3 separate regions of the Mus musculus genome follow, and regions 1 and 2 are each linked to region 3. Evidence: chromatin loops called from intact Hi-C (ENCODE). Cell type or tissue: heart. All regions are shown on one strand.

Evidence for each region. Peaks named below come from ENCODE experiments on the same cell type or tissue, not always from the same donor. Only the 100,000 strongest peaks of a DNase experiment are listed, where the experiment ranks them.
Region 1: it touches region 3 in a loop (8-fold over the local background); 10 of 42 quality-filtered maps call a loop at or near these places.
Region 2: it touches region 3 in a loop (10-fold over the local background); 10 of 42 quality-filtered maps call a loop at or near these places.

The regions. Positions count from the first base shown.
Region 1 is chr17:48,463,374-48,471,373 of GRCm38, reverse strand. It overlaps Unc5cl (unc-5 family C-terminal like), which reads right to left. Exons shown (of 9, transcript NM_152823.4): 5 at 7,911-8,000; 6 at 7,730-7,797; 7 at 6,832-6,932; 8 at 6,345-6,458; 9 at 2,688-4,058. The coding sequence ends at 3,836. Among named protein-coding and RNA genes, the nearest start is that of Unc5cl, 12 kb to the right of the region's middle. In heart, a CTCF peak has its summit at 3,637 (motif pointing left); a DNase peak (open chromatin) is centred at 3,693; H3K4me3 peaks cover 1,264 bases; H3K27ac peaks cover 428 bases; H3K27me3 peaks cover 3,146 bases.
Region 2 is chr17:49,895,869-49,903,868 of GRCm38, reverse strand. Kif6 (kinesin family member 6) reads right to left here. Exons shown (of 23, transcript NM_177052.3): 19 at 7,987-8,000; 20 at 2,570-2,617; 21 at 2,019-2,108; 22 at 199-293. Among named protein-coding and RNA genes, the nearest start is that of Gm16555, 78 kb to the right of the region's middle. In heart, CTCF peaks have their summits at 1,405 (motif pointing right), 4,640 and 4,868 (motif pointing right); no DNase peak of the experiment used is centred here; H3K4me3 peaks cover 931 bases; H3K27ac peaks cover 306 bases; H3K27me3 peaks cover 2,995 bases.
Region 3 is chr17:49,396,733-49,404,732 of GRCm38, reverse strand. No RefSeq gene overlaps it. Among named protein-coding and RNA genes, the nearest start is that of Gm41594, 22 kb to the right of the region's middle. In heart, a CTCF peak has its summit at 4,394 (motif pointing right); a DNase peak (open chromatin) is centred at 4,432.

The sequences.
Region 1 (8,000 bases), 930 kb after region 3:
AGAAATGTGCCATAGCTATAAAACGCATCCCAGATGCCAGACATTTAATATAGAGAATAACTTGAAATACACTAATGGGTCTGTGAGATGGCTGAGTAAGTAGAGGTTCTCAGCTCGAAGCTCAGAGACCTCAGCGCAGTGCCTGGGACTCATGAAAGGTGAGAGAAGTGAGCCAACACCACAGAGTTCCTTCTGGGCTCCATGGATGTGTGCGCCCATCACACACAGCAATGACATAGCAATAATAATAGTAAGTGAGGGCCAGGGAGGTAGCTCGGCAAATGAAGTGCTTGCTACATAAGGCTGAGCCTGAATTCAATGCCTAGAACCCTCAGTGGAAGGAGAGAACAGACTCCCAAAAGTTGTCCTCTGAGCTCATACTTGCCTGCTCTATGTCTCTCTGTCTCTGTCTCTGTCTCTCTCTCTCTCTCTCTGTGTCTCTCTCTCACACACACACACAAATTAATTCAAAATAGTAAACTTTAAAATCTTTTAAATATGTCATTAATTTTTGAATGATTGCATGTGGAAATAATAACATCCTGGACATATTAAATTTAACAAAATATATTATCCAAATTGATGGCCCATACCTCTTTTTTTTTTAAGATTTATTTATTTATTATATGGAAGTACATTGTAGCTGTCTTCAGACACTCCAGAAGAGGGAGTCAGATCTCCTTACGGATGGTTGTGAGCCACCATGTGGTTGCTGGGATTTGAACTCTGGACCTTCGGAAGAGCAGTCGGGTGCTCTTACCCACTGAGCCATCTCACCAGCCCCCATGCCTCTTTTTAACATTAAGTTTTTATTACGCTTGTTTGTGGGGCAGGAAGTCACATTTGTACCATAACGCATGTGTGAAAGTCAGAAGATAATCTGTAGAAATCTCTGTTCTCTCCTTCCACCAGCTGAGCCCCAGTATTGAACTCAGGCTGTCAGGCTTGGCGGCAAGCACCTCTGGACCATCTCAGCATCCCTCTTTCTACCTTCTTTTACGTGACTCTTAGAAACATGAACTTGCATGTGGTTCTCGTTGTATTTCAATTGGATGACACAGATCTGGATCTCATATGTCTATCACCAGCGTTGTAAATGCAAACTGAAACACGTGTACCTATGAACCCTGGAGGCTCTAACTCCACATCACCCATTGACTCCCCCTGCATGTACCCAGACTCTAACCCCACGGGAGCAAGATTAGACAAGGCCTCTCTGACATTCATGAGAACAGAGACTTGAGTTTGTGTCCCAGGACCAGACAGGTATCCTGTCAGGGAAAGGGACTGGAAGTGAAGTCATAAGCAGCCACCAATGGTTTCTAGTCAAAGGCACAAGGATCCGTTTTTCCAGCCCTAGAAACTTATTCTGAGAAACTGTCTGGGCAGTCTGTGATTGATTAATCTTGGCTGTCAAGTTGACTGGATCTAGAATCGACTTCAAGGCAATCTTTGGGCGCACCTATGATGGGTTGGCTTTGATATTCTTATTTGAAGTGGCAAAGACCCATTACATGTCGGAGGGAGGGTTCAGGGGCACCTTCCAGAGGCATCTCTGATAAAAAGAAAAAGCAAAAGGAAAGGCTTTGCCCTTTGCCTGCCCGCCTTCACTCTGGCTGACAAGTTCATCAACTCTGTTGCTGCTGTGGTGGCTGCAACTCTTCACTGATATCAAAACCAGATTTCCCCTTCCCTTCTTCAGGCTTTCAATGAGGATCAAAGTGGCTCTCCAGGAAGCATCTAGACTTTTGACACAAATTGGGACTGCTAAGGAACCCAGCCATAGGCACTAAACCACCACCAGGTTCTCAAGTCTCTTTGGTGTGAAGGCAGCCATGTTGAATTTTTCCAATCATATTCTATAAGCCAATCCAAGAAACAGGTTTTTAAAGTATACACACCACTGTTAGTTCTGTTAAACTGATAGTTCTGTTCCTTTAACGAACCCTAACACAAGCCAGAAAGCATTCTCTCCTGTAATGAATAACAGGACTCCCACAACCCCACTCTCCTGTAACCCCTGTGGCTTCAGTTTGCTACATAAAATCGATTGTTCCAAAAGGACTCCAACAATGCCTTTGATTGGCCTGCAGGGCAGAGAAGGAGCTAAGGCAGCTGGAGAGGAGGAAAGTGCCCTTCAATGGCCAGTTCTGAGCCAGGGCACCCACTTGGACAGCCCAGCAGTAGAGATGGGAGACGGGAAAATAAGGTGTGGGGGTGGGGGGGACGATGACAAGTGTGGCTTGCAGAAAAAGGAAACATGTGCCCCAAATCTGAAGGCTTGCTTCAAGAATGGGGAACGAGCTGCCCGAGTGACCAGTCTGTTTTCAAACCAGAAGTGCAAATTGCAAAATGCTCATTCGGATGATTTTATGATCCCAAGTCACTGGGGGCTGGAGAGACGGCTCGGTGCTTAAGGATCACATACAGCTCTTGTAGAACAGCCAGAACTCAGCTCCCAGCACCCAAGTCAGGCAATCCACAACCTCCTGCACCTCCAACAGCCTCTTCTCCACCCTCCACTGACACCTGCGCTCACACATACACATTCCCACACATGTAAAATATTTAAAAACTAAAAATTTAGACCTACGTCCAAATTTGTCAATCTTAGCAAAACAAAGTTAGGAAGAAAGGCATTTTCATATCTAATAATTAATATTGCTCACCATTCAAAAGTACCAGTATTTTCATTAAATGTGCAAGTGAAATTTTATTATCTCCAAAGGGATTGTATACCTTTGGACAAACGAACAAAACTATCGGTAAGCAAGAGTAGCAGTAGCCAGAACTGCTGACTGGATCGGAGCGGGGTGGGGGTCCTTTAATCCTGCCCCTAAGGAGGAACTTGATCTGTGAGAGAAATGTCTCTACTTATTCATTCCTGGAATAGCCGAAGCTCTTTCAGTAGCCTTGAAATACATAGCATTAGCTCAGACACTTGCCTGAGGGAGTGACTGATTTTTTTTTTCCTAATAGAAAAAGAAACACAAAGATGGGATTCCATAACTAGATAGAGACGAAGCAATGTGAAGACATGAGCAACAGTAAAGAGGCCAACTCTGAGCTGGGCAAGTGCAAGAAAAGGCAGCCAGAAACTTAACACTCTCAGCTGGAGGTGGAGAGACATAGGGCGCGCATCCTGAGGCTTCACAGCTTCCTGTGTGATGAGAGAAACAAGGCTGAGGAGGAGGACAAAGTGTGAGCTGCAAGTGAAGAGATGAAGGGAGAAGAGGCCATTCCTCACATCAATGAGGTGAGCCCCCTCCCCCGCCAAAGTTCTCTCCCAAGACCCTCTATAGAGACTTCTCTTTGTTCCAGTCCACCGCAGGGCCCTCCCTTCTCAACAAAGTTACACACCCAAGACATCTCCTAACCACAGGGAGACACTGTCTAGAATGTTGCTCTCAGCCGGCTGGGAGTGCATCTTCATTTCGCAGAACAGACTCCAAGACAAGTCCAAAGAAGCCGACGTTCCTCATGATCCCAGCTTGGTGCTGAGACTCGGCGCTCCATGAATATTTGTGGACTGAGCAGTCTCTGAGGTCTGCCCACAGGTCCACAAGAAAATTAAGCAGCATCTCAGAAGCTGCTTGGCTGTGACCATCTCCCAGACTCCCGCGCCCCCTACCGACCAAGAAGGAATCTGCACGCAGGACAAAGTTGGCCGGCAGGATTAAGAGCTATCCTGATGCAGGGCAGATGACAGGGCTGTCGGGCTTTGCTGCGGGTTCCAGTTCGGTCCACCTGAGACTGTGGCATTGATCCTGAGCTCAAAGGCATGGCACGGTATGGCATGGCCTCTTGAAGCACCCTGCACAGCCGTGGAGTCTGCTTAGAGTTTCTCATCCAGCTCTAGGCCATGGTTCTCCCAGGTGCCTCCATGCAACCTGTCAGGGCTGCCCCGGGGAGACCGGTTTAGGTAGTTCTGGATGGCAGAGGCGCAGTCCAGCCGCTCCATGGAGGTCATGAGATAGTGCAGCTCCTGCAAGCTGCCATTCTGTTCCTCGAACAATTCCAGAATGGCCGCGGCGGGACTGCGCTGGCAGGACAAGAACCTGTCTCCACGGGACAGGGGCGTGGTGAGAGGAGAGCAGAGCGCTCAAGAGCAGTATGAGACACACTCTGTACCTCTGCGCCCCACCCCTGAGCTCTGCTCCCGCTAGCCTTGTCTACCTCCCCGGAAGGGTGGGACTTTGCAAGCTGAGAGGAGCCTGCGCTCCGCTCTTCTTAAGTCAGCTTGAGTGGTAGACTAAAGCAGGCTTGAGCAAGTCACGGAGAGCAAGGGAATTAGCAGCACCCCTCCATGGCCTCTGCATCAGTTCCCGCCCCCTAGATTCCTCCCTTGAGCCCTTTCCTTGATTTTCCTTCAAAATGGACTGCCGCCAATGATAAGCAAATAAACCATTTCCTTCCCATGTTGCTTTGCGTCATGGTGCTTTATCACCGCAATAGAAAGCAAACGGAGACAGGTGTTAGCTACAAACTCACACTCGAGAACCATGAACATTAAAAACAAAAACAAAAAAACCTCATGCTTTAAGTATGCTTATGATTTTGTGTTGGATCACGCTCATAGTTCCCTTGACGACCCTCCATTGTTTGCGAGCCTTTCAGAGTCCCTTTTACTTAGCAGCCAGTCTACTCCTGCCTGCCTCCTTCACCCACCACCTGGTGATGCCCTGCCTTTCTGACCTGCCCTCGCCTCCTCCCACCTCTAACCTAGCTTGCATATTCTGCCCCCCACTCAGCACCTCTGCTGCTCCCCGCAGCTAGAGCATCCTCTATGGTTTCCTCTCTGGCATCCTGTCTTACTCTCAATTCTGCCGTCCTCTGGTTATTTTTTTTCTTCTTCAACTGTTTGCATCTCTCTTTTCAGTGTTCTGCAATACTGAACACCCGGGGCGGGGGGGGGGGGGGGGCGGGGGGCACAAGGAATGTTTGCTGTTATTCTCAAGTTCTCAGAGTTCCTTGTTATCGATCATTTGTGCTCCTAGGAGGTGAAAACCTATTTCACTTTTGGATCCAGGCACATAGACAGACACTTGACAAGTGTTTAAATCTCTTCTGCTTCCAAGGTCTGGCTCTAGCTCATCTCTTGACGACAGCATCCACAGCCTGGACTCTAGGGCCTAGCACAGAAAGGCTCTTTTACCGATCCCTTTGTGAGCTCCTTGGCAGGAGCCCCAGCTGCACTGCCACCATGATTACTAACACCTACTGTGTTAACAAGCGACGGGCTTCCTGCTACACACTGTACACACAGTATCCTATAATCTTCTTTTCTGTGCCGTGGGCCACAGTGTGGCAAGCTAGTACCAGTGACTTGTATCGTTCCTTGTGAAATATTTATTGCACACCTACTACGAGACCGACATCAGCTACATGTTGTATACACATCATCCTATAATCTTCTTTTCCGTGCCTTGGGCCACAGTGTGGCAAGCTAGTACCAGTGGCTTGTCTCATTCCTTGTAAAATATTTACTGCATACTTACTATCAACAGACATCATATAACTGATCTCATGCTGAAAGAATGGGTCTGAAGTCTTGGAGAGAAAGCTAAGTGTTCTAAATTCTGCAGAGGCACCTGGGACCCTCCTCTTCAACTGTGAGGCTGTCACTACTTTTTCTCTTTCACTTTCAAAATTCATAGAATAGGCATAGAGGAGTGTGAGCTGGAAACTGACGTCCACATACAACGTATAAACAGTGTCCACTCTTCCCCTATCCAAGGAATGAACTGGGAACAAGGAACTTGGTCAAGCTCAGACATACAGGTGGTAGCCTCTTACACCACTGCCCCAAACAATCCCAGAGACTCTTACAAAAACTGCAATCTTAGTGTTCATCAGTTTCCTTCAGCCCTGGACTTGAATAATGATTAAAATAAAACTGTCTCTGCAGTAGAGAACTGAGACCCCCAAGGGCAACCTAGAACCAAGTCACCTTACCCAGTCCCTAAGAGAGTCTACCTATCTTCTCGTTTTTGTCTTGTGACTAAATTGTAAGATGGTGGTAAGAAATTCGAGTCTTTCTCTCCCCAGTTTGGCTAAACCAGACTTAAATCTTTTTATCAATTTCTGTTTTTTCAACTTCATCGGAAATACAGATAAAAGAGGTGGCCAGTATAAAGACCTGTGTGTCTGGTGACCATCACTCTGGACCTTGAAGATGTAGAAGCGGCAGAAAGAGCTATACTAAAGGGACTCTGGAGGGACTCAGTAGGTGTTCACTAACTTTCAAGTCATCCCCTTGTCCCTAGTCCAGCTCCCAGGATGTTGGGAAGTCCCCCCACCCCAGCCTACCTTCGAACTTCACTAAAGATGTGCCTGTTGCTTACCGGATTTTCATGCCACAGAGACCCAGGTGGGAGGCCAGTCTGCGCCAGTCATTCCCAGTGACACTGTTGGGCTCCAACAACATCTGCAGCTGCTCAAAGAGCTCTGGGGGCAGCCTGGGGCAGGGAACAGGGTGTTTACTGAAGGAAGGTTCCAAGCCCAAGGGCTGGACGGACAGTTCAATCCGATGCCACACACAGTCATGAGGTCCCAAGTTCAATCATCAGCACCCACATGAACAGTCTAGTGTGGTAGCCTGCACTTGTGACCCAGCCACAGGGGGAGAAGAAGACCAGCAGATTTCTGGGGCTTGCTGACCATCTACAGCTCCAAATTTACCTCAACACTACCCAAGATTCACCTCTGACTTCCATGCGCCTCCATGCTACCACATACAAGAATACACACACCCATCCTCTCTACCTACTGGTGCTGAGACAGGATTGGCAAACATTCCCCCAGCTGGCAGCCAAAGCTACCTTTGCTCACCTGTTGCACAGGGGTGGCTGGGAGACAGGAGGGGGCACTGCCCAGGTCTCTTCCTCCGATGCCTGGAATCTGAGGATTTCAACGTATTTGGTTTCCAAGCCCTGAATCACCAACCGGGACAGGGAACACACTCAGGGGGGTCATGGGAAACTCCTCCTCTCAGCCCCCCTCCATTCCTCATGACTCTTTTGCAACCTGTATCACCAGAAGCTACAGCCCCCTCCCTACCCAGTACCCTGGACCCTCTGCCTCCCAGACTCCAGAACCCCACAGTCAGGTTTGCCCCTGAGAACAATAAAGCCACACATGGTGCATCTTAGGCTGGCAGAAGACAAGAAGACACAGGCCACCACCCAGTAACCAAGCCTGACCTCCAGCTGTCCTCCCCAAATGATAGTGTGAGGCTGCCTGCCCTCAGCTTCCAACACGCTACTTTGGTTTTCCAAACACTCTCAAACCTGACATGTTCATCTCTTCCCTGAAGCTGTGGGAGGGAGGAAGGAGGAGGAAATAATACCCCCCTTCCACCTGCTCAAGCCCTCCTTCTCATCACCCCCCTCCCCAAGATAGATAGAGATGGTCACCCTGGAGGAGGCTAAGTCTCCCAGATGCCCCCTAGCTGTCCTAAGTTGGAAGAAAGAGTTAATGTCAGATTTGAGTCTTTTGAACCTTCTGATGCATTCATCTACCCATAGAAAGGGCTCAGGGATAGAGGGTAGCTAGGGGGCCAGCTGGTGGTCTAAGTCCTTCAAAGATCTGGCATGGTAGCTCTATGATAAATAGTCTTCTTTAACTACCTTGCTTTGTAATTAGGACCCTACTCCATGTGTGCCAGAGCCATCCCCCTTCCTAGACCTTCCAAGGCCCTGCCCTTCCTCAATGCCTCTGCACAACTCACATCCTGGAAGGTGTGCATGGTGACAATGATCTCATTGGTTAATGCCGAGCACTCTTCATTCCCATTGGCTACAAAGAGAAGCAAGATGGGTGAGCAAGAAAAAGACTCAGGGTAGGTAGGGCTGCAGAGCAGGGTATCTAGGAGGGAAGAACAGGAATCGAACAGGGCTCTCCTTTCCTACCTGCCTTTCTCCGGAAGCAGAAAGAACGGAAGGGGCACTTTCCATGCCAGATGTGGAGATGTGGAACCAGCTGGCTACTGCTATCATCCA
Region 2 (8,000 bases), 500 kb before region 3:
AGGAGCAGGGAGAGGGAGTCTGGCCAGGTGCAGCAGGGGCACCCAAGCCACTCACCCACACACCTGACCCCTGGGACGAGGGGTGACAGGCCAGGCCCGTGGCTGCACGAGCTAATGAGATTCCCTTTGCAGCTTCCTGCTTGCTTTAGTCCCAAGCCTGGGACAGAAGAGAGGGGTCCCCAGGGGCTGTGTACTTACATTTCTTCTGTAGAATGCTCTGTCTGGCCTTGATGAATGCTAGGATGTCGGAGTCTGTCTGGCTGTCTCCAGTGAGAGGGATGGATGATAGGGGCCTTTCCAAGATTGAGGACAAACACGCATCACAATGTTATAAGTCACTGCACCCCAACAACACCTTATACCCGGGTGTAGTGAGTGAGTGTGCATGTGTGTGTGTGCACGTGTGTGCATGTGTGCGTGTGTGTGTGGGGGGGGGCGGGGTCAGAGAATAACTTGTGGCAGATGGTTCTCTCCTACAGAGAGTTTTCAGGATGAAACTCAGGCCATCAGACTGGCTTGTGTAGGCTTTTACCCACTGAGCCGGCTCTTCTCTTTTGGGGCACCTGGTTTTCATCTGACCCTCCAGCTTTCCAGTTCCTCTGTGAAAACCTCATGGTGTACCCCCTTCTTATCACTCCTGGAATAGATTTTAAACCCTGCCCCATGACTTCCTGGGTCCTAAGAGCCCTGACCCTGGTTCACTCCTGGACTTTATTTTTCTACTTCGATAAACTGATGGGTCCAGTCTTGGGGCCTTTGCTCCAGCTGCTCCCACTCCCAGAGGCTGCCCCGGATGCTGTTACACAGCTGACTGATGCTTGCTCCGTCCCGTCATCTCCAGCCTTTGTATTCTCTCATCCCAGACGTACTCAAACCAATCACACTCTACCTACTTTTCCTTTGGCACCCAGCACAGTTTGACATCTTGATGATGTCTCCCCTGTACCCACGCAGGGCTGACAAGGTGTAGCTAGTTGCCCCCAAGGCAGAGGCTGCTATTCTCTATCTCTTTCAGATCACAACCATATTTAGCTAAAGTGCGACTGTTAAAAACTACATTTCCCAGAATCCTTTGTAAGCAGAAGAGTTGTGTGAGATGCAAATATTCTTCTGAAAAGGTGAGGGTACTGACTCCTCTTTTGCTCTTTCTTCATCTGGCTTAGAGAGCCCCCTGGCTTTGCCAGTCTCATGCCTAGGAAGGACGCCACAAAGTGAGTGCGCTCTTGGACAATCGGGTGACGAGTTTGTTCTTGGTCACTGTGATTTTTGGTGGGCACCCTATCTGTAGAATTCTGCTCAGGGGCTGCATGGCGGTGGGGGGGGGGGGTTGGAGGGTAGAGGGTGGGTGTTCAGGAACAGCAATGGGAGATGGTGAGGTCCACCAGTAGAGGGTGCACTCAGCCTGAGGTAGCTCTGAGAGAAGAGCTCAGATAGGTGACTAGGGTTCTAGTCTCATGGTTCCAACAGCCCTTGCTGGCAAGAGGCCGTTTAAACTCTGTTAGCCTAATCAGGGCTCCAGCTTCCTAGGGAAGCTGCCCAGCTCTCTGTAGTAGTGGGCAGAGGGCTCTTCAGAGCTTCTCTAACTGGCTTTCAGAGGGGATGGGGAATGGGACAAATTTCTACTATATAGACCTGCCTGGTTTTGAACTTACAGAGTTCCACTTGCCTGGTTTTGAACTTAGAGAATTCTGCCTGCCTCTGTCTCCCAAGTGCTACGATTAAAGGTGTGTAGCACCACACCTGCTCATCTTATACATCTCCTGATGGGAGCTACTCTGACCAGGCCTCGTAGGTTTTGGGGAGAAATCCTCCTGTTTTGAGAGTTTGGATGCAAGAGAAGAATGTGGGTGTGTTTGGGGGGGGGAGAAGCTTCCCAGCTACCAGGGCAGAGGTCAGCGCCAGGTTCTGCCTATAGCAATGGGTGGACAAGGGCCCCTCTGGTTGGAGAAGTAGACCTTAGGGCCCAGTCTGCCCACTACAGAGCTGTCACAGTATTAGAGGAGAGGGTACATACATACCTATCTTGCACCAGGACCCTGGAGCCACTGGGCTCTTGGCTTTGCTGGTTGGGGCAGGGGGAGGGAAGGATTCTTCTGGCATTCCTATCGCTGAAAAAAAAAGTCACAGGAAGTTCGAAGAGAAACACAGGGCTAATAGCGGCTTTGGTGAATTGACTGTGTTCTCTCCAAATCCCTATGGGAAAGCCCTAATTCCGAGGGTGATGACATGTAGAGGTACGCCCTGGTAGACAGATGACCAGATAATGACTAGATAGATGAGAGCCTGTGGGTGGAGCTCTCATGATGGGCTAGTGTCCTCCTGGGAAGGCAGACTAGGTCAGCGGGTCAGGACACAGCAAGAAGGACGTGTCTATACACCCAGAAGGGAGCCCACAGGAAGAGCTACATCCATGTACCCCGAACTCTGCCCCTAAAGTGATGGAGACAGAGTCTTTGGGATGAGATGGGGCCACGAGGCTGTAGACCCTCAAGACCGGGGTTGATAGTTTTACAAACGAAACAGGAGTGCTTTCTGACCCTGCCACTGTGGGAGAGGGCAGGGCCCTTACCAGACCTCCAGCCTGCCAGCTCCATTTTCAACTTCCAAGTCTCGAGAACTGTGACCAAACAAATGTGGAAAAGCAAATGAGTGTGGGACGTAGCACAGTGATGGAAAGCTTATCAGGTACACACAAGATCCTGGTGTGTTCCCCGGTACCTGAAAAACCAACCACCTACTGGCCAGTGAGCCACCCAGACGCTGACAGCAACTCGAGAAGACCTGGGTGATTTTCATTGTCAGAGCAAAGCGTTGCCGTCTTGAAGAAGGTGGACAAGCAGGTGGTGATTGTGAAGATGTCAACAACCGGGCTCTCCGCCCGCTGGCGCGGCTCTGCAGAGGCCACGCCCCTTGGCCCGGCAGTGCAGGGGCAGAGACCCAGACTCGCCCTCAGAAGTCTAAGGCACTCCGTTAGACCTTCCCGGGTATCGGCTCAGGAAAGAATTTCAGGACTAGTCAGTTTATGAGGCAGAGATGTGGGTTCATAGATGCATTAAAAAAAGGCACGTGACTGGAGAATAAGTGTGTACCCAGGAACAGAGGTGTGGGCTGCGCAGGGAGGAGCCTCAGAACGTGAGCGGTGTCACATGTGGGTACCCTGTCCTCAAGAGAGGAGCACAGCCGACTGGCTTAGCATTAGCCATTTAAACCTTTCTGCGGCTCTGCAGTTATATCTCAAAAGATTGCTTGGAAATCACCGGAGCCTTTCCCTTCCTTTCTCCTCTGAGAAATGGGGATTATGGGATGGGTGAAGTGATAGTCGGATAAGGTGATAGCAGAGCCACTAGGGCTGCACAAGGGGTTTAGGACATGTCCTTTCCCTGTTTCTGTGAGAGTCCTAGGCATCGGGAGACTTATCTGGGAGGAGAGAGGCTGTAAGTGGTGGCTAACTGTTCTGGAGTCCTTGCCGTTCTGCTGGTAAGCCACATCCAACGGATTCTGGGGTGAGGACTTCTTTCCTCTGTTGTGTCCCTAACTTTTTTCCAGGTTTCAATCTTGTTTCAATTTAGTCCCTGCTGCGACCTGGACAGGAAGTGTCCATCCCCCTCAGAGATGTTCATGGCTGTCAGCTTTGGGGAAGAGACTGGATCCTGAGGGATCTGCCCTCATTCTCTGATGGATTCCCCATTTGATGGCATTATTAATAGACAGACGGTAGAGATCAGGAAGTGGGTCCAAGATGGAGGAAGTAGGTTACCAGCAGAGGCGGGAAGGGCATGGCTTTGGCTTCTAGTGTCTGTCTGTCTGTCTGTCTGTCTCTGCTTCCCAATCCTTCCTTGAGGCAAGCCCACATTGTCTCTCCTCAGTTCAGAGCAATTGGCTCCAGCTGACCTCAGTCTGTGAAACCTCTGAAAACATGGGACAGGATAAACCTTTCTTCGGTCAAGCTGTTTTGTCACAGCAAGGGAAAACTGAGACATGAGGCCTTTCTGTGGTCAGAGGAGGGCGCTATCATCCTCATCTTAAGAGATGTGAGCCGAGGTGGAGAGGGATTACAAAGCGGAGCCCTATGCTATCACACCTGGGAGGCCTCCATTGTGCTCCCAGCCGTCCTGACCCACTGACTGGCTCCTGGCTGCTGGTACCGAAGGCACCTTATCCCTTGACTGTACGGGTCCCCTGCATGGTCTCTGATGACCACTGCATGCTTGTGGATGCACGATCCACATCCAGTACCTTGCTGCCTGCAGTGTGCTCCTTGCCCACGACTCCTGGCTGCAGGATCTCCACATCCCTCTTGTGGAGGAGCACAGGAAGGTTGCCGTTTGCTCCCGGTCTCTCTAGGCTATCCTGCAATATGCTCTGCCATATGGACTTGGAGAGCCTCTGATCTTACGTTGGGATGCTCCACTGAAGAGTGTTGTCAGAGGTGAAAGGGGCTTGACATGTCAGAACCTTCATTTTATAGCTGGGCGACACTCAGGTAGGGAGGTGGGCCAGGGTGACAGACACGTGAGAGATAGCTTAGTAAGTCCACTGTCATCTCTCCAAGCCCTCGATCAGGCCCACAGCTTGCTTTCCCACATATGAGTTTGGCTAGTTGCCTAATGCCAACCGTCTGCTCTCCCACCTGACATGATGATGAGGCCTCTTTACCCTGGGGCTGTCTCCACAGGCTCAGGACTGTGAATCGGATAGACAGGAAGGAAAGCCAGAGTGTGTGGCTCCCAGCCCCCCCGCCCCTCACACCTCCGTGCTCATCCCCTAGCTGTCTAAAGTGTCTCTGTGGCACCCTAGAGGGGGAACGGGAGACTGGAGCTCCTCTTTGCTGGGGCTGATGTGGGGTACTGCAGGACCAGAGATGACCACAAGGTGGCAGACTCTGCACACGCTTCTTGAGTGAATGGCTGCCATAGTTTTGGGGTTTCTAGAGGAACCAGGAGGAAGCTGGGGAAAGCCTGGAATATGGAAAGAGGGGTTTCTTCCCACAGGTGCTACCTTCACAGCAGGTTAAGGGCAGTTTAGAAGCAGTAGTGGACCTGTGGGAATAAGCCACTGGCTGTCAAACGGCCCTCTCACGTGATGGACTCCCAGTTTAGCTTTCTTTAGCTGCCAGGGAATGTTCAGGGTGCCACATTGCTTAGGTCCAGGACCGAATAGTGGAGTGTGAGAGGTGAGCCAGACAACAGGGCGGAGGGATGTGACCACCAGGAAGAGAGCGGCAACCAGGGGCTCCTGTAGAGCTCAGCTGCCTGGTCTATCCTCTCAGGCGACTCAGGCAGGAGGATGGCACCCTGTGAAGTGTGGAGGGAAAGCACTCCCAGTTCCCGAGCTGCCCCCCACTCTGGGATACCACAGTTCAGATCTTCCTGCCTCTGTTTCCCAAGTGCTGGGGTTAAAGGTGTGCGCCACCAAGCCCAGCCCTACTAATTAACTATTAGTTACCATTAGTAAACATTGCACATTTAAGTGTCCTGGGTATATTTTGGGACAAGTTTCTTGTAACGTGTGCACTTTGCAAATATCCTCTGTTTTGTACATCCTTCTTTTTCTTTTTCTTTTCTTTCTTTCTTTTTTTTTTCTTTTTTGGTTTTTCGAGACAGGGTTTCTCTGTATAGCCCTGGCTGTCCTGGAACTCACTTTGTAGACCAGGCTGGCCTCGAACTCAGAAATCTGCCTGCCTCTGCCTCCCGAGTGCTGGGATTAAAGGCGTGCACCACCACGCCGGAGTCCTTTTATTTTTATTTCGTTGGTTCTTTATTTATTTGTGAGTGCGTGTTTGTCTGAGTGTATGCACACGTTTGTTTAAGGATGCCTGTGGAAGTCAGAAGATGGCATTGGATCCTGTGAAACTAGAGTTGCTGGTGTTTGTGAACAACCCAAAGTGGGTGCTGGGATCTGTGCCTGCAGCACAGAGCAGGGTGGCTTTTAACTGTCTAGCCATCTCTCCAGCCTAGTGGCATCTCTTAAGAATTTAATAAAGTTCCATTTACTGTCTTTTTCGTTTCTGAATTTACTGAATTTATTTTTAAAACATCCAGGCATCCCAACAAAACGCAGTTGTTTCTCTGTGGTGAGAGGTGGGCACTGTTTCCTGCAGCACAGTGCCACGGAAGCGTGGGCACTACAGCCTGGCATGATCTGGGAGGCCTGGGCGAATGTCAACCAGAACAATTTTTTTTAGGTAAGATTTTTTTTTAAATTAAAATATTAATTTTTCATTATGTATGTGTGTGTGTGTGCCCACAGAAGCCAGACCTGTGGGGTTTGCCTTTTCCTCTGGAGCTGGAGCTACCAGTGGGGTTGTGAAAGACCTGGGCTGGCTGCTTGGAACCAGACTCAGGACCTCTGCAAAGGCAGCGAGTGCTCTTAGCGGCTGAGCCATCTCTCCAGCCCCAAGAGTCTGGATTTGTAAAGACAGTTTCCGGAGACTTGCAAACGCAGCACAGACAGTCCCCAGGATGCCCTGCCCATTTCTGCAGCTGCTGCCCTCACCCAGCCAGCCCTGAACTCAAGGCCGCACACCTGAATGTGGCAGCTCTGAAGTTTTCCTTCTTTTGGCTGCAGCATAGTACCCAGGGCTCCACATTATCTGGAGCTGTCAAGTCGTCTTTGCCTCAGCTTGGCTTCAGGATGCTCAGACTTCCTGCCACTTTTGAGCTGTACCGGACAGGTATTTTGTAGAATGTCCCTTGCTGAGATTTGTGTGACATTTCCCTCAGGCTTCTACAGGCACTGTCTGACACCTTTTAAAAAAGTGTGTGTGTGCGTGTGCATGTGTGCCACAGCATTTGTGTGAAGGGCAGAGGACAACCTGCGGGAGGTGACTGTCTCCTTCCACCATGTGGGGCATTGGGATTAAATTGAGGTTGTCACAAAGATTCGTGGCAGTGCCTTTACCCCCTGAGCCATGCTGCCTGCCCCTGGCATCTTATTTATTCTTTTAATTTTTACAACTATCTAGTTATTTGCTTTCATTTTGTGTATGTGTGCTTTGTCCAAATGTGTATAAGTGCATGTACACATGAGTGCTGCCCTTGGAGATCAGAAGAGGGCATCAGATTCCCTGGGCTGGAGTATTAGATGGTTGTGAGCTGCCATGTGCTTGCTGGGAATTGAACCCGGGTCCTCTCCTAGTGCAGCAGCTACTCTTAATCTCTAGGACATGTCTCCTGCTCTCTTGTGTCTTTTTAAAAAGCTTCACTTCAGACTTCGAACAGGGGCGCTTGGTGTTCCTCAAGCTGGCCCCTTGATGGCAGAGATGGGTGCCCCACTCACATTGTCCCAACCTCTGACCTGGAAGGGCTGAGTCCGGGTTGGATGGCTGGGGGTGGGGATGGGGTGGGTGTAGATATGAGAGATTCTGCCATCTGTATTGGATGATTAGTAAGAGACCAGACCATGGTGTGCAGAGACACCAAGTCCCCACTTGATCTCTCTACCATTTAGAGAACCAGAAGGCATCAGATCCATGGGAGCTGGTGCTATAGGCATTTGCAACGTAGGCAACCCTGTGGGAGGCTGTCCGCAACTTGCCCATTTATCTCCTAATTTTCCTTAGGACAAGGGATATTAATACCCTTGTCACAACTGCCTGAGTCCTGATGGACTGAGTACTCTCTCTGCTACCTCTTCCCAAACATCCCTCCCACGCCACGCCCCTCCCCCGCCACGCCCCTCCAAGACCACGCCCCTCCAAGACCACGCCCCTCCCGAGCTGTACCTGGTCCTGCTTAGCCAACCCCTTCCTACTCAGGTGGCTAGGACCAGAACTCACACTATTGCACAACTTTTCTCCTGTTACAGGGATGGTAGGTGTACTGACTTGATTGTGAGAGGATCTGAAGGGATAATATTCAAAAGAGCTTAAAGACCACCAGCTGGAGGCGCTATAACCAGTCAAACAGCAAGGGCAATACAGTCTCAAGGAGGCGGCAGGGAGCCTTTCCTGGGCGACCTGACACAGGCCAATGACTGTGTCCTGACCTTTTCTTGGAGAG
Region 3 (8,000 bases):
CTCCACGCCTTGCTCAGATTTCTGAGGGCTCACTCCCCTGCCATTTAGCTTTGGGGATTGCTGACGAGGTCTTCTGTCCTTTTGATTTTTTGGTCCTCTGTGGGAAAAGAACACATTTTTCATCTCTGAAAGCTTTTGAAATCTTTCCTTTATCCTACAGATACTGAAATGTCACCGGCATGTATCCAAGTGTGTGTGACACTTTAGAAATTCTCTCTGCTTAATATTTTATGGATTCTTTAAGCTTAAAGGCTGGGATTCTTTGCTATTATGGCTTGATGATTTTCTTCCCTCTTGAACCACCCTGTCTGTCCATTCTGTTCCTCTGAGACTTAAAATAGAAAGAAAGAAAGAAAGAAAGAAAGAAAGAAAGAAAGAAAAGGAAAGGAAAGGAAAGGAAAGGAAAGGAAAGGAAAGGAAAGGAAAGGAAAGGAAAAGAAAAGAAAAGAAAAGAAAAGAAAAGAAAAGAAAAGAAAAGAAAAGAAAAAGAAAAAGAAAAAGAAAAACCATCTGGCCCTATTTTGAACTCCTGAGAACTATATGTTTGAAAGAGGGTTTAGTGACTTCATTGTGGTCCTGATGGTTGGAACAGGAGACATTCAGAGCAGCCTGGAAAAACTGGGCAAGATTCCTGTGGTGAAGAGGAAACGCTGGAGAGGAAGGATTCCACACCAGGTGTGTGTGGCTCTGCAGGCTTGCAAGGTGAGCTGTGTGCTTAGATAGCCTGCTGTGTTACAGAGAGTTTGGTTTGGTGCAAATTGCCTCTATTTTCTAAATGTACATGCTCAAAATATGTAATTACCCACTAAAGGGAATGCCTGTGTGTGAAAGCCAGATGGGCACTTCTTCTAGAACCTGGCTAGCCTGAAGTGTAAGAAGGACAAGTTGCCTGTTAGGGCACAGAGCATGAAGAACCAGCCAAAGGAGGGCCCCTTACACAGAGGACAGATGGACATATGTCTCTTATCGATCTTTCTCATTGCAGTGACCAGACACTTGAGAAGCAGCAACTTAAGGTTGAAAGAGCTTGTTTTGAGAACAGATGCAGTTGGGGCTGGAGAGATGGGGTTAATGGTTCAAGAGCACTGGATGCTCTTCCAGAGGACCAGAGTTGGATTCCTGGCACCCACATGGTGCCTCACAACCACCTATAACTCCAGTTTCAGGGGATTCTGGCTTCCAAGGACAATGTAGACATGTGGTACACATCCATACACACAGACAAAACGTACATAAACATCTAATAAAAATAAAACATAAGTAGAAGGAGGGGGAGAAGGGATGCCGTCCTTCATGAGAAACACACGGCAGCAGGGGAGTGAGGCAGCTAGTCACCATGTTTCAAGGGCCTAGGGAGCAGAGAGAGGACAGGAAGGGGTGGGCCTAAAAGCCACAGAGAGCAGACAGGAAGAGGTGGGCCTAAAAGCCACAGAGAGCAGACAGGCAGAGGTGGCCCTAAAGCCTTAAAGAGCAGACAGGAAGGTGTGGATCCAAAAGCCCCAAAGCCGTGAGAAATGGCTCAGTGGCCAGCTGAAGACACGGCGAATGATTTATCTATTCAGGATTCTTATTCTGGCATCAGGGAGGCCCAGGCCCAGAGAAATAAGCTGGATATTCTAAGAGAAAGGAATTATATATAAACTAAGTTAGTGTGATTTAACAGTGGCCCAATGTCCTCAGACTCGCATCACCCCCAATTACATCAATAGGAGGCCTCCTTTCCAATTGTTGCTGTTTCTTTTCAAGGTGCAGATAGCTCTCTTTCATTGCTTATAGGTTGTCTAAATTAACACCCTATGTATCTATCCATAAATGAGACCATGATAAGATGTAGGTTTCTCAAGTAATGGACATTCTATGATAGTCTGCAAATATAGGACCAGAGAGATGGTTCAATAGTGAGGGGTGCTTGTAGTTTATGTAGGGCAAATGGAGTTTAATTCTCAGCGCCCATATCAAACAGTTCACCACTGTGAGCCACTCCAACTCTGCAATCTTACACCCTCTTCTGGCCTCCACAGGTTCTTATATACACGTGGCTGTGCACACAGACCCATACTTGTACATTGAAAAATATTGTTATTTTTTGTAAAGGAGCTTTCTATATAGAACTGATCTCCATCTGACACAAAGACGGCAATACAGACTGCTGCATGTAGCCACACCTTCACCTTCTTTCAGGTGAAAGCTAAAGTTTTGCACATGTAGACGCTCCCCAAATACTCCATCTTCACAACTTTTCCCAGGAGAGGGTGGAGAAGAAAGGTCCAAATCCCCAGAAAATCAGGATGGAGTCTTCAATCAGCAGGAAAGAATCATCATAATCTTTGGGATTTATTTTTACAATAGCAGCTGTTAAAACGCTGGTTCAACAATGTACATAAAACAAGGACCTGTCCCTACTTGGCTTCACTCATTATCCTGGAAGGGAAGCCATCAAATCATTCAATTTAAACAACTTCAGTTTTGCGTTGCATGAAAGTAAGCAGGGAGTCATAGTAAGAGACCATCCAATGGGGCCGGAAAGATCAGCAGTTAAAATTGTTCCCTGCTTTTGCAGAGGACTCCAGTTTGGTTCCCACCATCCGTGTCAGATGACTCAACTGCATGCAACTCTAGTTCCAAGGGACCTGATGCATTTTTTGACTTCCACAGGCTCCTGTACTTACATGAGCATGCCTGCACATAGGAGAGAAAAAGAGAGAGAGAGAGAGAGAGAGAGAGAGAGAGAGAGAGAGATCGATCGCTAAATGAGTGAACTGTGGACACTTTCCATTTGTTTTAATAGAGAGTTGACGATACTCTTCTTGCTATCTTCTGCTCATTCCCTGCTTCCACCCTCCCTCCCACATTGGGCTCTAGGGTGAACATAACACACTATAAGTAGATGGCAGTTCAAGTGTCTCCTTAAATAAGCCTGTCTGGGATAGTGCCTGGAACCTATATCGGAGGCTTCACCACTGTCTTCCCTTTCCACTCTGGACAAGAAACAGGCCAGTAAGGTGGGCTCTATAGTTTTCCTACCTGGTTTATGGCCTGGCCAAACTTAACACTGGAGTATTGAGGGAGAAAAGAATTACATCTGGCTTTGTTAGATGGTGCCCAGCCACCCTATGAGAGACATTGTTCTTCTGACCCAGGGTTAAAGAAAGGTCTTGCGTGCGCCTGACTCGCCAGCAAGAACAACGCTGCAACAGGATCCTTATGCACACGTTTATTGGGAGAGCTTGCTTGCAGAGGCGAAGAGACCCCAAACCCAGAACTGGTGCTGCTTATATAGGCCTAGAAGAGGCGTGTCTCACACCCAGATTGGTTATGCATGGGTTATGCTTACCACCTCATTTGCATGTCTCACATCTGATTGGTTAACATGTCTCTCATCTGATTGGTTAACTTCTCTCTCATCTGATTGGTTAACTTGTCTCTCATCTGATTGGTTAATTCTCAAAACCTCATCTTGGCAAAAAAAAACTTTACTGCCTATGTATGCGTGGTGGCCAGTGGTGGCCAGTGGTGGCCAGTGCCACCCTGCAATGGCACATGTGGCTTCCCACAGAAAGGGGTGAACAGCAATTCACTCCTGAACAAGTTCAGAGATGAATGAGTAGAATTGGGAGTGGGGTGAGCTTCTCCATGAGCTAGCTTTCTAGCCCTTGAGTGCAGAGCAGAAACGGTCCTCCCATGTCCCCATAGGATACAGAGTATGCAAGCATTGAACCATAGCTTCAACATTTGAGATATGCTAACTGCCAGTGGTAAGGCATCTTGGGTGCCCTCCGAATAGCAACCTTTGAATATCTGACACCCCGACAATGACACAAGCAGTCCAGACATTGAAGGACATGTAGTGATGGTGGTTCTCTCAGGCATGGATAACAGCCCTGTATTTCACAGGGATTTTGCTGGCTCATCAAACAAGGGGAGGGGAGGGGAGGCCCTGTGATCTTCCTGAAGAACTACAAAGGGCATATAATCTCAAATAAGTTACAAACATGGTTTACAAAATCAACAGCAGATACCTAGTCTGGGCTGAAGTTGTAAGCTAGCATGAGTGACAGTTCCCAGAATCATCAGGTAAGAACACGAGGTTTCTGAAGGGCATTAAAAATAAACAGTAGGACATCCAAAAAAAATGGCACTTTGCGGGACAATATGTGTGTCTTACCTTTATCTCAAGTGGATGAATGGAGGCCAGGAGTCACAGGTGGTATCTGATTTGTTTGATGAAGAATAAGGAGCCCCATTTCTATATAGATAACAGTATTCACATACACAACAGCACAAAGATCTGGCACAAAGAGCCTGGGTATAAAAGAGCCTCACTGCATTAGGCAGAGAGGATAGGATATCCTGGAGCCTCCTGATTGATCAGGTATAGAAGCTAGGGGTGACTTCCAAATATGCCCGCTAGGTGGCAGTGTTGATTAGTCCACAAGTCAGGGAAGCCTTCCAGGAATTCTCTTTGAGCTGAGTATTAAGACTCTCCAGTGAGAGCCCTGGGTTGAGGTTTGCCAATGGCAAGCCTTGCTCCCTTCATCTCTGCTTCACCCCTTTAAAAAGACAATAGGGGCAGCGCAGAATCTGTTTCCAGAACCTTTGAAGTCATTCATAGTACCTAATCTCTTCATTCTACCACACAAAACCAAGAGATACCAGCCTAAGGCAGATGAATTGTTCTGAATGTTAATTGATAAGGAGGCTGGGGGTCTAGAATAGTAGTCAATTTGGCTCCCCACAGCACAGGAGATGGGGTTCAAACACATAAGGGTAGCTCATGCTGCAAAATTACCCAACTACCCCCTTGGCAAATTAAGCTCCTTAAATTCTGCCATGGAATGTTTTTTACCCTGAGCTAGGCATGGCGTCGTCTGCTCGTGACCCATTTAGGGAGATTTGATTACTATTGACTTTCTGCCATTCCTTTACCTAATCCAAATAGTCAGGGATTTAGGTCGAAGGTGGTATGATGGCCAGGAACCCAGAACTGCACACACATTCTTCCTAATCCCCTACCAAAGCAGTCAGGGCTCTTGCTTGTGACAGAAATCCAATTAAGTATATCCTTAGACAGGAAAGAAGTGTTACTGGCACAGGATGGTTGCTGGTGCAGCTGGGGGCTTTGGATAAGCGGCGATCACAGGTTATTTCTGGAACATTCTTGCAGACATTCTCTATTGCTTTGAGTGTAGAGCCCTCTGTCTCCATTGGGAGATTGTGTTTCTCTCTCTCTCTCTCTCTCTCTCTCTCTCTCTCTCTCTCTCTCTCTCTCTCTCTCTCTCTCTCTCTCTGATGTTGACCTTGGAAACGTCTGAAATGGATAGAATAAGACACTTTAGGCTAAGTTCACCATCACCAAACACTGACTCTCTATTTTATTTCTCAATTAAAGTCACCTTTGCTGGCGTAAAAGCACCTGGTTCTCTAGAATACTAGAACACAGCCACTGGCCACCGAAGGAATGACACACAAGGAAAATACGAGAATCTCTCCTCCAGAAACCTGTTCCAATGATATACTTAAGTTTCACTGTCTTCTCTTTCTCCGTTGATAGTGAGAAACACAGACATCTCCCTTCTCTTGGGAGATATTAATTCCCAGTGAAACTGAAAGCCAGGGGTAACGAAGGTAAGAATTCTGAAATTTTGGTTCCTTTTAAAAACACAGAAGTATTCTGAGAAAGTGTTCTTGTTTTGATCCCAGGTGTGGGGATATGGGACTGCTTCAGATTGTCCATAGCAGTTGACCATGATTTGTTGCGTGTAGCTTTTGCTACCACGCCTAAGCTCTGGGAATGGGCCACACTCCCAGCCTCTACCCAGATTCCTTTGAATTCACAGATAAAAACCATAGAGACATACATTGTTCAATTTCAACCTTTTTGGCCCAGTTGCTGGGTGGTGCTTATTCCCTGCCTGGAGAAGCATGCCCTTATCAATACTCTTAGCTGAGCACCTCTTCACCTGAGCTCAACTTTAATTGCTCAGTTATATCTAGTCCCAGCTAAACACTCCCAACTGCCTGCCTGTAGGAGTGGCCTGTGGCCACTTTGTCTGAGGTCTCTCGTGACTGGTCACCTTTTCTCCCTCAGAAGCATGGCAAATTCTCTCTTTCACTCTTCTCTCCTTGTGTCTGTCTGCTTGCCTCCAGGAACCTGGAAGTCCTGCCTATTCCTTCTGCCCAGCAATTGGCCCATGGCTTCTTTACTGACAGATCAAGAACCAGTTGGGGAACAGGACCTTAACATCAGAACTATCCCTACAATGATTTGCCTCTTGCTCTGAGTGGGCTGTGATTTTGCCAGCTGCAGATAGTTTCTGGGATTATGTGATGTTTGGAATTCTGGAGACTTTTCAGAGGGTACATCAATGGGCCCCAAGAGATGGATGGGTTGTTTTTGGTTGTGGTTTGCTAAGTAGTATGGGCAAATAAGAAACAACAAGAAGAAATTAGATATCCTGAGAGCAAAGATCAGACTTCACTCAAGGGACTTGATACCCTTAATCAGCAGGAAGTAGTCTAAGCATAGCACTGCCACCTTTCTGACCCCTGACTTTAGTCAGAAATCTCTTTTCTTTCCTCTCTATCCATTTTTCTTCTCTATTATCCCGGTTGGCTTGCTTTTCATTGGCTTAGCCAATAAGAGCTGGAGGCAGTGGAAGACACTAAGGCAGATGAAGCGGTGAGCAGGGAAATTAAGGTCCACAGAAAGAAGAAAAGAAATCTGGGCTTCTGTTTCATTGGAATATGAGTGACGGCCATTAACACAGCTGTTAATTGTATGTTGCAGGCGCACCGAAGACTATATTTCTGAGTCCTTTGTAGTTGGTCAGGATCATAGAACCAGCTCAGCCAATGTGTTGTAAGTGGAGATGGCTAGAAAGGATGAGCTTCTAGTTTAGAGCTGAGCACTTAATTCTGGTATAGACTTTTTCCAGAATGTTCTTTCTAGGGTTATCACCTGCCCAGTTCAACGTAGCAACTGTCCCCCCAGAGTGAGTGTAATGAGATTGTGCTCGTCAGCTCGATATGGACCTGAACCATGAGCACGAAATAAACCACTGGGCAGCCAAGACTCGGACGTGAGGTTGACATTGGTGTAACCTAAAACATCTTTAATATGATAGAAGCCCAGTGAAATCACTGAATCGTCCACGTGCTTCTCCCTAAGCCTTCCAGAAGCTCCAGGAGGACTACAGTCCCTGCCTGCGGTGCTGCACAATAGCGCTTTAGTCTTCATGGATAGACACACTTGCACAAATACATACAGTTCTGAACATTCATGATGTTCTAGAGTCTGGTGGCTGCTGGACTGCATGCAGTCTTTGGGCTTCCCAGGTCCTAAATGATTTCACTGTCCAGCATCAGCACCTCAGCTTGATTTCTTTCTCATAGAACTATGGATTCTGCTGGGGAAGCAAAAGACTCCAGGGTGGCTGCTGAGAAAGATGATGATGATGGTGATGGTGATGGTGATGGTGATGGTGATGGTGATGGTGATGGTGATGGTGATGATGACGATGATTTTGATGAAGGAGTTGTGTCAGCCAAAAGCCATTCCAACTACCAGAGATCAAAAACTGAAGTTTTGAGTTGCACCTTTCACATTGACCTGGACGAGAGGCCTGCCCTCTCCATGAAAAATGGGGTTAGCTTACTAGAACTCATTAAAGGTGCACCCTCTTTCACAATCTAACCTTCAAGAGTGAGTGTTCCCTGACTTTAGGAAAGACGATGCTATGCAAGCTGAGGAAAGGTCCAAAGTCATTTCATTTTAAAGTCTTAGAGTGACCCCACGCAGAGACCTCAAACTTTAAACATAGTGCTTGACTCCTCGGAGTCTCTGAATGTACTTACTTGATCTGCCATGATTTTAGTCTGATAGTAGATGCTATTTCCATGGAACTCTGGCATATCAGTCATTCCTTCAGATCAGGGTTCCTTGGAGAAGTAGAAAGCCCAAGAGACAAATGCAAGTCCATATTTCTCCTCTCAGTACTTGC